2 separate regions of the Homo sapiens genome follow, and region 1 is linked to region 2. The links are chromatin loops, found by intact Hi-C in ENCODE. Cell type or tissue: CD4-positive, alpha-beta T cell. All regions are shown on one strand.

What was found. Hi-C counts contacts between places; a loop is a spot of excess contacts. Peaks named below come from ENCODE experiments on the same cell type or tissue, not always from the same donor. Only the 100,000 strongest peaks of a DNase experiment are listed, where the experiment ranks them.
Region 1: a loop joins it to region 2, with 2.7 times the contacts of the local background. A loop is called at or near these places in 15 of 110 quality-filtered maps.

Annotation. Positions count from the first base shown.
Region 1 is chr10:21,529,858-21,537,857 of GRCh38, forward strand. MLLT10 (MLLT10 histone lysine methyltransferase DOT1L cofactor) reads left to right here and starts at 4,375. Exons shown (of 23, transcript NM_001195626.3): 1 at 4,375-4,663; 2 at 4,788-4,947. The coding sequence starts at 4,788. RefSeq lists enhancers at 3,944-4,657, 5,373-6,085, 6,349-6,862 and silencers at 4,023-4,552, 4,563-4,632, 4,743-5,082, 5,223-5,312. In CD4-positive, alpha-beta T cell, a CTCF peak has its summit at 3,821; DNase peaks (open chromatin) are centred at 4,314, 4,884 and 5,144; H3K4me3 peaks cover 2,697 bases; H3K27ac peaks cover 1,185 bases.
Region 2 is chr10:22,226,524-22,234,523 of GRCh38, forward strand. TRN-GTT2-3 (tRNA-Asn (anticodon GTT) 2-3) reads right to left here and starts at 3,059; the gene lies at 2,986-3,059. RefSeq lists a silencer at 2,511-2,760. In CD4-positive, alpha-beta T cell, no CTCF peak of the experiment used is centred here; DNase peaks (open chromatin) are centred at 2,708, 3,008 and 4,128; H3K4me3 peaks cover 2,451 bases; H3K27ac peaks cover 1,123 bases.

The sequences.
Region 1 (8,000 bases), 700 kb before region 2:
ATGTAAATACAGCCATTTGATATCAATTTTATAGCAAAAGAAATAGCTCCGAGGCCAAACACGATTAACCAAACCAAACCTTTCAAATATTAGACCTCGATTCTTAAAAAGATTTTTATTTAGATTACACAAAATTTAAATTTCAGAATTATCTACCAAACTTTCAGAAAATTAAAGTGTATCTAAAAACAATATTAATTATAATTGATTCTAAGTTGGAGATTGTTTTGTAATAAAATGATGACTGTTACATGAAAAGGTGGTAAACATTTGAGGGCTATTTAGAATAGTCAAGTCTAAACTACCTGGTAAATAAAAACTGATATTAATTTCAACTATTGAAAATCTTCAGATAAATCAATTCACCTGAAAATTTTTGTTAATCATTACTTACAAATATTAGTTCAATTGTACATACAAAATAAAATCTTGCTTTACTTTGAAGAATAAAGCTCAGAGTGTAATTAGCTTTTAAACACCAATTGAGGACATTAAACAAACATTTACTCTAGACCTACTATGTGCAAGACACTTGCTAGGTGTGATGGTGAGTAAAAAATAATCACCTAGTAAGATTAACAAGTTTCATTAAATAGATTTTTGAAAAAGCCATTAACAGAATCTCAATTCAAAACATAATTGCAAAGAATATTTTTATATGAAATTTCGAATAGTACTCCATGATATAGGTGCCATGGTGGTTTTGTATCTATAAAGACACGATACTCATTTATGGTGACATATTAATAACAAAGCTAGTTTCAGAAACACTTCAGTATTTTAATCATACTAGCATAAATATATGGCTCATAATAAACTTTTAATGAAAAAGGTAAAAACTCTTGGGTACCAAATGAGCAAAACAAAAAACAGAGATTCCTCTATGTAAAAGAGGATATATCTGAAAGTCTGCACAGATCATAAGAGAGTGTCTTTTTGAGTTTTTCAACTAATTTATTTAGAAAGAAGTTGATAGACTCCAATGAGGTTTAGCAGATGCAGGAATTCTAATTGCTTTTTGCTTAAAAAACTTAGTCGAAGAGCCAATATAGAATTTTACACACTATGGAAGTCAAGAATCTGAGTTCAGGAAAGTGTATCTAGTCTCAGCATTATAGAAGTATACCTCACATGGATGTAGAAATAGACCTCAGTTTCTATACCCCATTGTAGAAATTTATATATACCTTGACAATGGGTACAATAGACTAAATATAATATGCGCAAACAGAAGGCAAATAAAACTTTAATTTACAAAGGAGATAAATATGAATAGTACTAACCTCTGAAATGAATATGGTTTTAAATATTTCTTTCATAATATCTACTTATGTAAATAATTATGGAAAAGCAAATACAGAAATTTGGTGCCTACCTTAAAGAATAAAGAAAATTATTGGAAGATATATTACCCATAGAGCGAAAATACATCTTCCCATTATAGTAGGGTTAGAGGTTACATCATAAAATACTTTACTTGAGTTTTTTGTGGTTTGCCTCAGATGATTAGTTTGGAGAAACAGATGAGCTAGTACTGAGTTAGCTGCTGTTATGTGAAGCAATGTTTAGAGACAACAGGGTTTCATTTTATTCTAGAGGTACTACATACACTTTTTTGAAGGATATTTTGAGAATATAAAATAAAAATTTAGGGTAACATTTTACAGTTGAAATTGTTCTTTTTCACAAAGTTATTTTATAACTCCTATGGTAATTTATTTTTATATTGCTATGTATTTTAAAAAGCATACTTGAACTTTAACAATTCTGCCAATGTAATTACAAGTTTTATCCATTTTGAGGTAGGAAAATTAGCATATTCAGCCAATTGTTACATATATGACTATATATATATATATATATATATATATATATATATGTCTCACAAAGGACAAATACAACTTTCTCACTGCTATATTCCCCATATCCAAAACAGTCCCCAGTACACAGTAAATGTTGAATAAATATTTACTGAATGAATAATTAATTGTGTATTTGAACTGTTTTACTGTTTTATACTGTCTGCTTTTCTTCCTTTTCACTTAACATTTTATAGAAATATACAAAATATTATACTTCAGATATACAAGAAAAAGTTTGATATCTGGTACAAGTTAAAATGAAAATGAGTTATTTACACTCATGTTTTTTCTTATAATTTTCATACTCAACATATGTTAAAATCAGTTTTAAATAATTTGAATTATATTTTGTGAACACTTATGTATACATCTTTAACAAAATTTGTTTCAGATACTATTGTTTATATACAGGCTGTTATGAAATAATACATTTTCCCTATTTTTAAAAATTTCTGAAACCTCTTACAAATGATACATTTTTTTTGTTTTGTTTAGGAAATAGCAAGTGTTTACTTACATTTGTTTTAAGTGTTAAAGAATAGGGCAAGGTACCCATCCTTCTTTACATACAAATTAATTCCTTCACAAGAACTAAGCTCCAATGCATTAAAAATAAAACAAATGTGTTTTTAAATAATTTAATGCATTAAGGCTTGGCTGCAGTGTTTGGGAGGGGAAGTTTCACACTGATTTTTAACTCAGAATTGCTCTATAGTAAGAGTCTGAACAGGACTTGGATATTGAGCTGGTATCCTTTGTATAAGGGTGAAGATAAAATATATGGTTAAGATACACAAGACAGTATAGTTTTGTTTGAAGCCCGTTTTAGTTTCATAAATTTTTAAGGTAGTTAAAAAATATAATTATTATATATCCAGAAATGTATTAATTGTTGTCACATCCCAAAAAAGAATTCATATTATGTAGTCTTGTAGTCACCTTTTCTAAATGCACTATGTGAATTCTCATTGTTTTAGTGTATATTTTAATTGCCATTACTTTGTATATCTCAGCTTTTAAAACATCTGAATTTGCTATATATGCTCTCATTGTGCTGTATACCTATTATCACTCTTACACAGATTTCTAGCAATTAATTTGAAATAGAAAAACAGCCATGATACCTTTTCTAACCCCCCTTTATCAGAAGAACATTTAGAAGGCTTTTAAAGCCCAAACCATTATATTATCTTTTGGCGACCGACTAGGAGAACTTGGGTTCTCTATGCTTTAGCACTGTGAAAGTGCATCTTCCAGATCAGCACATTTATAATGCGAATTGCTGATAAAGAACCATTTTGTACCTGCAAGGTATTAATCAAAAGTCATGAATTCGCCTTTTAACTGGGCTTGTCATTTAAACAATCTATGCATAATTCTGATTTCATGCGAAACTTTTCTAATTAGACATTTTTTGCTTAAACATCAATATTGGGCTTTACGGATGCATAAGGAATAGGCAGACAGTGGAAGATTTTAGTTTAAAAGTGCTCAGCATCCAGCTAATTAATCTATGCAGATAGGCCTAATCCATTTTCCATTTGTTTGTGAGGTGGGAGCTCTCATCTTTCTGCCACTTTTAAATGACCTCACATTTCCAAGTATAAATTTGGAGAAAAGACCCGGATCAGAGGAATCCTCCATCAAAACTGGACGCCACTGTCTGATGGCGTTAATTATGTTTTAGCGACTGACTAGGAGGGCTAGAGTTCCTTCTTCCTTTTGGTGTAATACAACTGCATTTTCCGGATCATCGTATTATATTGCTAATTCCGGATAAACCACCATTTGTCCTGCACACCGAGCTGAGGGGCGCCTTGGCGTTCCCTCTCCGAGTGCAGCCCTAACACAGGCTTTTGACCTTCAGCCTGGAATACACTTTCGTTTGTCATTGGGGCCCACGTAGTGCGAAAATGGGCGGCAGATTTGGTAGGACTTCCAGCGGGTGAACTTTGGGAAGAGTCCAGGACGTGAATTTAATGGGTGGAGTGGCTGCGGCAGCACTGTGAAGTTAGCGCGGCCAACTGCAGGAAGCCATGCTTCATTACACCCTTCATGGAAGCTGGCACACTCGCCCCACCCTCGTTTTCCACGGGCCAGTCTTGGAGGAAAAGGCCAGCAGGTAGGTTCCCAGGGCACGGAGATGATGCCCCCGGGGACTCCCCTCTGGCGATTCTGAGAAAACCCCTTCCCAGCCCTGGGCGTCCACCTCCCCCGCCACCTCCCAGGCCTCTTCCCGACGCTCACACGCGGCCCGCGCCACCAGCGCTGCAGAGGGCGGCCCTAACGTCCCCGCCCCCGCGTGCGCGCCCCCGCGCCCGTTCATTCCGGCCTCCGCGCGCCGCCGGCTCCCCTCGCGCCCACCCCCAGCACACCTCGGCGGCGGCGAGCGGCGCGGGGGAGGGGGACGGGGCCCCGGAGGTAGGCCGGGGGCAGCCAACAGGCCGCGGCAGCGCGCACGCAGGGCTAGCCTCGCCCAGGCCTCCTCCCTCACGCCGGCCGCAGGACGGGCGCGCACGCCAAGTGACGCTCCGAGGAGGAAGCGCAGCCCCCTTCCCCTCCCTCGCTGCCCCTGGCCCAGCGGGAGCCCCCCCTCCCCCCAGTGCGCCTGTGCGGAGGCCCTCTTGATTATGTGTGCCCTCTCCGGGCGCCCGCGTTAGCGGCCGGGTGGAGGTGGGGAGGGAAGACGCTGAGGAGGAGGAGGAGGCGGAGGAGGCGGTGGAGGGGAGGTGGGGGGAATCAGCAAGGACATGGCTCCTGACTCCTGTGCGGAACGTGAGTGACTGAGCGGCAAAGCCCGAGTGAGCGAGCGGTGGGCTGCCGGGCCGGGCGGGGGGCGCCGGGGCGGGCTCGGGGGGCTGTGTGGGGGGGAAGCACTAATCGGCTTGCATGTGTTTTTTAATGGTCCCCCCAACTCCCTCTTAGATGGTCTCTAGCGACCGGCCCGTGTCACTGGAGGACGAGGTCTCCCATAGTATGAAGGAGATGATTGGAGGCTGTTGCGTTTGCTCAGACGAGAGAGGCTGGGCCGAGAACCCGCTGGTTTATTGCGACGGGCACGGCTGCAGCGTCGCGGTGCATCAAGGTAAACACCCAACCGCCCGCCGGGGCGCGCCGGCCTGCGCCCAACGGTCACCGCCGCCCCCACCTGGGCCGCAACCGCCGGCGCCCCCGCCCCGTGCCGCGGCCGCGGGAGGGACGCGGAGGGTCCGCGGCGGGGCGCGGGGGGTGTGGGCCGCGCATGTGGGAGAAAGTGCGTGTGGCCCGGACTGTCATGTGATTCCGCTCTCACTCTCTCAAGTGTCATTCGGCCGCCGCCTGCGCCTGGGGCCGGGGTCTGCTGACTCGGCGGGGCGGGGCGGGGCAGGGCGGCGGCCGCGCCCTCGAGATCTGGGCCGGGGTGGGGGCGGGGGCGGGGGCGGGGGCGGTGCGCGCCCTTCCCGGGGTTCCCGGGGCCACGGGGGTGGGTTTGGGAGAGTGGAGCGCCCTCTTCTCCCCTGGCCTGCAGCCGCCTGTCTGCCGCAGTGTTTGGAGACTTCCTGTGGCGTGGAGACGGGCTCGGGAACGCGGCGCCAGTGTGGGGAGGCTGGGGGTCGCCTTGCCTCTTTAGATGGGGAGGGATGCGGGGCCCGTTGCACCCCGAGCCAGAAGGCTCGGGCCCTGCCGCCGCCGCCCGGTAGCTGTCTGCGGAGGAGATGGCGGAGTCCGTTGCTGACCATGCGGGAGTGGCGGGGCTGCTGCAGCGCCTGTGGGGTGGCCGCGGCAGGCCACCACCAGCCTAGGTGGCTGAAGAGGTGGCGGTGCCAAGTCACTTTTGGGGAGCCTCTTAGTTTATTTCTGGTTGTTAACAATTGATGAGGTTTTTGGATATACAAGAAGGCCGAGGACACTAGTAAGATACTTTTCTGGCCTTTGAAGTGGCCGACTTTTCCCCATTTCACGTGGTAAGGAATCCAGGACAAAACAGTCTATATTCTTTTTTGGTGGCTCCATGTCCCTTCGCATTTCTGAATCTGGCATTAAGCGATGCATATGTTTTTAGTAGTCTGTTGGAAAGGACTACCACCAAAAGGGAGACGAAAATTTGAACATCTGCTAAAGTGCATTTTGTAGAGAAACGAATGTCACACTTGGAAAGGGAGACTTTAGAAGCAGTGGTGATGATTCTGAGGTAGTGTACTTACTCTGAGAATGCTGTTTATTCCCAGACTTTTATTTTTTTACTTTTTATTTTGTTGAGACGGAGTCTTGCTCTGTCACCCAGGCTGTAGTGCAGTGGTGCCATCTCAGCTTACTGCAACCTCTGCCTCCTGGGTTCAAGCGATTGATTCTCCTGCCTCAGCTTCTTGAGTAGCTGGGATAACAAGCACACCCTAGCACACCGGCTAATTTGTATTTTTTAGTAGAGACGGGGTTTCGCCATGTTGGCCAGGCTGGTCTCAAATTCCTGACCTCAGGTGATCCTCTTGCCTCGGCCTCCCAAAGTGCTGGGATTACCGGCGTCAGCCACTGCGCCTGGCCCTAGACTTTTAAAGAAGAGCCAAGTTGCATGTCTTGCTTTTTTAGGGAGTGAATACAATGCGTGTCAAACCAGATACTGATTTTAAGGTCATCCCATGTTCATTGGCATTTTGAAGGCCAATGAATTTCTTATGAATTGGAATTTCTTATGAATTGGATGATAAACTATCAAAATTTGATAATTTCTATGTCCCAATATAGAAAATTTTTATTCAAATCTTAAATTTTCCTTCCTAGAAGTACACCTGAATAAAGTTTTTGGGCAATGATGCTGTGTTTTGGACACCTATGCTGTGTTTTTTGACGGATAGAGCATTTATAGTGAGACACATTTTACAAATTCTGTTTTTTTGAGACAGGGTCTCACTTTGTGGCTCAGGCTGGCATGCAGGGTGCTATTACAGCTCACTGCAGCCTTGACCTTCCAAGCCATCTTCCCACTTCAGCCTTCCCAGTAGCTGGGACCACAGGCCTGGACAACCATGTCGGGCTAATTTTGTATTTTTGGTAGAGGTGGGATTTCACCAGGTTGCCCAGGTTGGTCTTGACTTTTTTTTTTTTGAGACAGAGTTTTGCTCTTGTTGCTCAGGCTGGAGTGCAATGGTGCCATCTCGGCTCACCGCAACCTCTGCATCCAGGTTCAAGTGATTCTCCTACCTCAGCCTCCCGAGTAGCTGGGATTGCAGGCATGGACCACCATGCCCTGCTAATTTTTGTATTTTTTTTAGTAGAGATGGGGTTTCTCCATGTTGGTCAGGCTGGTCTTGAACCCCTGACCCCAGGGTGATCTGCCTGCCTTGGCCTTCCAAACTGCTGGGATTACAGGTGTGAGTCATTGCACCTGGCCTGGTCTCGAACTTTTGAGCTCAAGGGATCTGCCCGCCTTAGCCTCATAAAGTGCTGGGATTACAGGCATGAGCTGCCTTGCCTGGTCCTACAAATGTTTAACTGGAAGTGGAAGTTTAGCTTTTGGAGTTTTAAAAAGTTATACTGAATTTATATTCTGCTGTGATTGTACAGTGGGTAGTACTCTGTTTTGTGAATTTATATTCTTTCTTTCTTTATATATTTTTTTGAGGCGGAGACTCCCTCTGTCGCCCAGGCTGGAATGCAGTGGGGCAATCTCGGCTCACTGCAGCCTCTACCTCCCGGGTTCATGTGATTCTCCTGCCTCAGCCTCCTGAGTAGCTGGGACTACAGGCACTACCACCACACCTGGCTAATTTCTTTTTTTCTTTTTTGAGATGGAGTTTTGCTCTTCTTGTCCAGGCTGGAGTGCAGTGGCGTGATCTCGGCTCAGTGAAACCTTCGCCACCCAAGTTCAAGTGATTCTCCTGCCTCAGCCTCCCAAGTAGCTGGGGTTACAGGCACCTGCCACCATGCCCAGCTAATTTTTAAAAAAATTTTTAGTAGAGATGGGGTTTCACCATCTTGGCCAGGCTGGTCTGGAACTCCTGACCTCAGGTGATCCTCCTGCCTCGGCCTGCCAAAGTGCTGGGATTACAGGCATGAGCCACCGCGTCCGACCTGAATTTATATTCTTTAAATGCTTTCCAATATTTAAGATATTTTCATATTTCTGCCTAGCAAGCTCATGCAGAAGTCTACTTGGTTATT
Region 2 (8,000 bases):
TTCTTACTTAATTAAAATGTTTCAAGTTCTTTAACTATTTTCTAGTTAAATGTATTATAGCTTATTCTACCCTCAATTCATTGCTGTTTTCAGTTGTAGCTATAAATTGAAGAACATTTTAGGCCCTGTGTCCATCAAAATTCAGAGAAATAAAAGTTCATATTTGCATTATTCATTATCATGTATTATGCATGCAGAAACAGAGCAGTTAGGTTTCTTCAGGCTTTTTTTCCTAAACTTTGCATTGCATGACATCAGACACAAGTGTTAGAAACGAAAGCAGAGACACGTTAAACCATGTGGCTTCCTCCTAGCCTCCATTATTTTCTAAAGAAACACTTGCATTATAAAAATACTTTAAATGAATGACTTCTATGACTTTTGTGACAGATCTTTAATTTTTATCTATTATCTGTTTTGTCCTTTTCTGAATTAGATGAATAGTACATTCTCTAATGAGTTTTTATTTTTAAATCATAGCAATTGGTTCACCTTTTATTATGTTACTTCAGTGAATTTCCCTCTGATTGTGTATACGCAGTTTAAGTATACAACTCTATTAGCAACATTAGGAACATATTTACATACTCAAATATACAACATAGCCTTTTAAATGCTATTCAGCCTTTAATTAAAGCTTTAAATGATCTTGACATATATCTAGGTTTGGCTGGTATTACAGAGCCCAGAAATTAAGGACAAAAAGATGCTCCTCAGAAATAGCATTTATTGCAACATCAACAACCATGACACGTTGAAATTTTATAAGGCCAATGCATCCATAAATATTTGTGCAATTCTTCCAAATTGTTGCCCACCTACCTTTTTTTTTTTCTTGAGACAGGGTCTCACTCTGTCACCCACGCTGGAGTGCAATGAAGTGATCACCATGCTGGGTTAATTTTTTATTTTGTGTAGAGATGCTGTCTCATTCTGTCGCCCAGGCTGGTCTCCAACTCCTGGGCTCAAGTAATCCTCCTGCCTTGGCCTCCTAAAGTGCTGAGACTACCGGTGTCAGCCACCCACACTGGGACCCACCTATCTTACCTGCCTGCAAGAGCCAAGGAAATGGCCTAAGCACTTGTCCACATAATCACAGCAACTGCTTCTGCTTACATTAGAGGGGAGTTTTGCACTCAGTGTGACACCTCCATTCCCATTTAATTCTCCTCCATTTTCTGGTCTCTAAATCATATTAATACCCAAAATAGGGTGAAATAGAATGTATTTAGAAATTTAAGATCAAATTTTAAACTGCCACCTAGGCCCCTGGTCAAGTACAAATTCTGGTACTATCTCACAAAAGTGTCCTGAAACAGGGGTCTACGTGGATGTGCCAATTCCCAAACATCAGCTTGGGGTCAAAGAATCCTTAGTCTCTAGACTCCATGGCCTGAATCTATCCTGAATCTGTCTCCTTCCAGATTTTGCCTGCCTCTCTCTCTCATCTTGCCTTCTGTACCTAAATGCTAACAAATTGTTTCCCTAAGACAGATTCCCCAGGAATACTTCCTATGCACACACAGCTTTCATTTGAATAAAATTGAGCAGCCCAATGAATGCATAATTTAACAATGCCCTTTAGCACGCCACAAATGTTGTGTTGGTTTTTATTTTACCCCCTTTACAAGATTTGGAGCAAAATATTAACGAAACTTCATAAAAACCAATTCAAGTATCTTTTGGTTTCAAATTAACTAATTAGGTAGCTGTATTTTAGAGGAAGGAACTTCCAAGAAGGCAGTACATCAGGGAGGAGCTTGGGCTTGGGCCTGACTACCCAGGTTCCAAACTCACTGTGACTTCCGGCAAATTACTCAGCTATTTACTCAGTCGCACTGTGCCTCAGTTGCCTCATCTGTACAATGGCAATAATAGGACCTGGAAGACTTATGAAGATTACATACCTTTCTCCACGAAAGCACTCAATAAAATAAGCCTTTATTAATATGTCAACTGAGCTGAAACATAACGAATATAAAACAATATATCCACAGGAATAAGATGTATTAGTTCTTACACTTTTCTTCAAAACTGTCTTTCAATTTTCTGTAGTCCAAGCCAAAACAATAATTATTATGATGAAACTATGATTATTTCTCAAAGTAATAAAATAGAAGGAAACTATTTTGAGAGGGCTTTGCATTTGGGGAAATAAAAGGTAGGGGACGTTGAAAGTAGAAAGTTGAAGCAAAGTATGGTAGCAGCTTCACATTCAATCTTTCTCATCATTCTTTTTTTTCAGGTTTAACAGTCATACTATTGTAAAAGAGGTTTTCTCCTTTTCCGCCTTGATGGGAAGTGTTGCAGGCTTATTCTATTCTCTACTAAATTCAAGCGTTTTAGTAGAAAAAGTAAAATATAATATATATTCTTACAATATTGTCCACACGAAAGATTTACTACACAAAAATTATTTCTGAAGGCATTAATACCAGGAACAATTAATGTTTAAGTCGCAAACGGAGATGTTTACGCTGACAGGGAACAGACAAAAGGGCGGCCATGCTTCAACAAAATGTAGGAGTTTTCAGTTTGCAGCTTGAACTTGACACTGTTGAAATACATGCATTTCGGTGGCCCCGTTACATTTCACGCGTCACGAAGCCGAGCAAGACCAGCCCGGGCCGCCTTCCCCGTGTACGCGCGGGCCTCCGGGGACGCGCAGAGCTGGAGCGGCGGGCGCGCGCGGCAAACGGGCCCGCGCGGCCTCTGCGCGTCCCCGCTCCAGCACCCTGGCGAGGCCTAGACCGCCGTGAAGACCCCGGGGAAGGAGTGGCCGCGCTCACCTGCAGCCGGGAGAGGACAGCGGGGGAGAGGAGGCCGCTCTGCACCGGCCGAAAGCGAAGGGCTCGCCGGCTGGCCGCGTAGTGTAAGGGTCGGTGGTTTCTTTGCTTGGTCCCTGGAAATCCACCCCTTCTTATCCCGGAGGCCTGAACTCGATTTCTGCAAAACTTCCCGCGACCAGCTCATAAAAGGAGAGCGCGTCCCTGGGTGGGCTCGAACCACCAACCTTTCGGTTAACAGCCGAACGCGCTAACCGATTGCGCCACAGAGACTTCGGTGTCATTTTCCCCTTCTGCCTCAGCCTTTATGAAGAATAATAAAGGCAGTGTGTGGCTGTTTCTGCTTTCTGATTGGTACTATCAGAACCAAAATATTTTACTTCACGTTTCCAACCCTCTTAATTCTATTTTCCACCTTTTAAGCATATCGCAAAATTATACAACAAAATCAAGCAGCATTGCAGATTGCAAAATGTATTAAAATACTGTTGCTCCCCCCCGCCAACTCCCATTTGGAACGTTGTATTTCAGGAAAATAACTATTTCTTATTAGTTTTCTTTTATGAGAAAATCAAAGCTTTCATCTTGTGAGCTGAGAAACTTTCCCTTTGTTTCGAACAATTTGCCCAGTGCTTCGTTCGCTCATCTCTCGTGATTTACTTGTGTAGTATTCCCAAGGTCATCTGAATTTTATTTGGCTGCTTTATTTTTATATTCAGGTATTACTAAATGCATAGATGAAATCCCTATTTGTTTTGTACTAAATACAGTACAATGATTTCACACTAACATTTTGTTACTGGAAAGAAACATCAGGGAAAAAAAGCTACAGGAACATTTCTTAGTTCCAGTGCGTTGTAGTTTATTGCTAAATCTGCCCTCGTCCCTGGAATTAGCCTACACACCCACATCGAAGCATAGCACTTAAAACACACATCTCGAGGGATAAATAAAACCCAATTTGAGGAAAGAGAAGTTAAAGAAGAAAAAGGAATGATTTATACTAACTCCTGCAAATTTTTAGCACAGAAACACTGCAGGTAAACATGCTCCATTCCTATAAATACTTCAATGAAAATCGTTCCCTTTGTGTGAATGTTTCCTGGTGCCTTTTAAGGTACACTTCTAAGTTCCAAACGCTCTTTTTCTCCCTTCTTCTCTCCTCAAATAATTGCGAGTTTCCACTTGAGAACGTGAACGTGTTTAAATTTTTAACAGTCACTAAACCGCTCTGTACAGAATCCCTCCAAAAACAATCGCTATCATGATTTATAGACGTTGTAAGCGACGCGTCTTGGTCCAATCAGCATTTTGAGTTCCCGTTGCATGGTAAGACAACTTAAATTGGCTTTGGAACCAATTAGAAGCCGAGTTCCCTGAAAGCGTTGAGATGTTAAACAGCTGTGAATTCACGCCAAGCTGCACCACGCCACTTTCAACAAACTTTTGGAAGTGCACTTGAAATTTTTGAATTTGAAAAAACAATCTAGGAAATGCTTCTACAGAGTGTATGAGAAGTCTCATTTCATTAGACGATGCTGCTTTGTACTTGGTAATATTATATGTACCTGTTAATGGGAGCTAAAACTATCAGGTACTGGCTTTTCTTCTCCAAATACCAAACTGAGTGTCCTTTCCTCTGTTGTTTTTGTGACTATCCAGTTAGAACAGACTGCAACGGGTGTACTTCACTGCCCCATCATTCAATGTTTACTCTTCTGTTTAAAGTAATATTAGGAACGGTTCTACTCATGTAAATCTCTTCAGCTCCAATATCTTTTCCTCACTTCAGTCATCATACTAGCATTTGACTTCTAACAAGAGAGATAATGAGAAACAGTCGATGAGAAAAACTAACTCAGAAAGGAATATTAACTCATTCTAGGCTAAAAAATTGTCTATGTAAGTACCACTATTGGTTTTAAAACTGTCTTCAAGCCTGGTTCTGTAGTTTTTAACATTTTACATAAAATGGCTGTTTCCACGGTTACTTAGCTCTGCCTTGTTTTCCCTCTCCACTTGAAACTACTTCAAAGGAGCATATAAATGTTTAAAATATTGAATGGACTCTGAACATTTTATTCCAATGGTATATATCAAGCACATCTTTTATGCAGAATGATCACTAACAAAAATAAGGGAGAAGAATGCATTGTCATCTAAATCTTTGTGATTATCTCATCTTAGGCCATAATATTTATGTTCAGTTTTTAAAGCCAAACTAAGCCCACTGGATTAATTTTAGAAACATACATTATCTTTTCTTAATTTTAAGATAACCCAAGATAAATGAGTCCTATAGCTTCATTAGCACTTGGGTCTTTATAACTGCTAAAAGTAAAATGAACTGGGCATTTTGCCCCCTTTTTTGTGTATTATACACAACTGAACTGCAAATTTACTTTTCCTAAGAATATGCCCTATCAATGGGGCTCATCTGTGCAGATTAATGGGCATATATATTTTATTTTCTTCTTGGAGAGGAAGAGAGAAAAGCAAGAAGATCTGTGCAAATAGGATTCACCTGTCTTAACAGGCAAGCCACAATGGACCACACTGATCTAACACCTTCCAGATACCATGAATCCAAGGCTTTCAGATAATATTCTTCCAGCTTCATCCCAACAGCATAGGCAACTCACAGGGTTGCCATTAGCAGGATTGTGCATGACCTGAATTCTTCTTCATTTCTGTATTTCAGAAGTATGGTGACGGAGTCGTTAAAAACGAAAAATCCAGTTAAAAAAAATTTTTTTTAATAGCCGGGTATGGTGGCTCACACCTGTAATCCCAGCACTTTGGGAGGCTGAGGCGGGCAGGTCACCTGAGGTCTGGAGTTCAAGACCAGCTGGCCAACATGGTGAAACTCCGTCTTTACTAAAAATACAAAATTAGCCAGGCGTGGTGGCAGGCACCTATAATCCCAGCTACTCGAGAGGCTGAGGCAGAAGAATCGCTTGAACCCGGAAGGTAGAGGTTGCAGTGAGCCAAGATCACGCCATTGCACTCCAGCCGGGGTGACAAGAGCAAAAACTCCGTCTCAAAACAAAGAAAAACAAAGTTTGGAATTGTTTTTTAAATCAAGTGAGTTACAGAAGTCATCCCAATAAGTGGAAGGTGGTGGCACCAGGAAATAAGTTAAAAGACAACACTACACAGATGTCTCTAAGAGCAAGAGGAGAATTATGAAACCAATTCTCAAAACAAATGCTAATCATATTTTACAACTGATTTATGAGTAAAAGTAAATCGAACCCTTCCAACCAGCCTCAAGCTTAAAACCACGTTTCCTACTCACCAAAAGTATCCTTCTCATATAAAACTGGAGGACTAAGGTCAGTTATGTTTAACAAGCCAAAAGGAGCATCACAGAAGCTAGCATTCGACTGGGCATGGTGGCTCACAACTAGTAATCCTAGCACTTTGAGAGGCTGAGGCGGGAGGATAGCTTGACACCAGGACTTGAAGACCTGCTGGGGCAACATAGGAAGACCCCATCTTTACAAAAAATCCAAAAATTAGCTAGGTGTGGTGGTGTGTGCCTGTAGTCCCAGCTACCTGAGAAGTCGAGGCAGGAGGATCACTTGAGGCCGGGGAGGTTGAGGTTGCAGCTGCAGTCAGCTGTGATTATGCCACTGCACTTCAGCCTGGGTGACAGAGCAATACCTTATCTCAAAAAAAAAAAAAAAAAAAAAAAAAAAAAGGCAATCAGCATTAAGGTATATTAGTATATTTCTTTTTTATTATTTTTTAAAGTTGTATCACTTAGTTGGAAAATCTTGTGAAATTATTCAGATAATTATCTCTAAAAAGACATGGTTTAAGAGAAAAGCTAAAGGGGGGCAAAATAATGCATCAATAATCTGCCTGGTGGGTTCAAACAAAAATTATATATATATTTTTTACTTTGTGAACCTCTCTTTTGTATATGAAAATACTTTCAAACCATTTTTATAGCTTTAATAATGCAGAGCTAAAATTTTAATCACTGCAGATCTCTTTAGTAGAAGAGTGTTATTTGCAAACAGTATCAATGATTTCACCTGGGTCCAGACCAATACAATCTTGGATCTAGCTAGAAATGGTTGCGGGGTGGAGGGGTAAGAAGGAGAACTTTAACTTTCTTCAGTATACTGGGGAAACTTCTGCTGAAAGACCTTATGGTTATCTCAGTAAATTGGCTAAGTTGTATCTCATTTTCCATCTCCTGACTACAACGCTATTAGCATGGGAGCCACAGTCTTCAATTTTCCATGATGTGTTCACAGAAACAACTTGAGGCAACAGTTATTTGCTATTCAATCTCTACAGTAAAAATGCTGATAAATTGGCAGTCCCGCCTATCTTTCTGAACTCAGCTATTAAAAATCAACATTAAAAATTTTAGAATAGACACAAATATCCTCTTGCCATTTGCTTCGAAATAAGAAAGTAAGCAGGTGCCCAAGGAAGACTTGACTCCTCAGCTGTGACTGCCAGAGGTTGTGGGTAGGGAATAGGCCGGTCAAACAATCCACTGAGGAACCCAGAGACACAGGGGAGAATAAAACAGTGTGGAATGAATTCAACAAGGTAGGCAGATGGAGGAGGAAGAGCACTAAATATTGCATGATTCAGGGAAGTGCTCATTTATTTCCTCCTCTATAAAATTAAGAATATTTGCCCTACCTAATTAATAAGCCTATAAAAAAATAACGTGTGATTTATGTTTTTTCACCTCTAAAATGTTAGACAAATATGCCATTTAAAATTTTTAAACTCAGGCCAGACGTGGTGACTCACACTTATAATCCAGGGTTTGGGGAGGCCGAGGTGGGAGGATTGCTTGAGGCCAGGGGTTCAGGACCAACCTCGACAACATAGCAAGACCCCGTCTCTACAAAATAATAATAATAATAATAATAAAATTAGCTGGGTTTGGTGGCACGTGCCTGTTGTCTTAGCTACTTGGGGAGCTGAGGCAAGACGCTGGCTTGAGCCCAGGAGTTTGAGGTTACAGTGAGGTATGACCATACCACTGCACTCTAGCTTGGGCAACAGAACAAGCCCCTGTCTCTAAAACAAACAAAGTTAAAGATGAACAGTTCTGTTTAAAATAAATGAAAGGAAAAAAAATCCTACTTCAATCAGAGGGTATGATTTCGATTAAGGTAAAGAATCTAAGCCTCTTGCATTAAGGTAAAGATGAGTTATTCAGGAAAAGCCACCAGACAG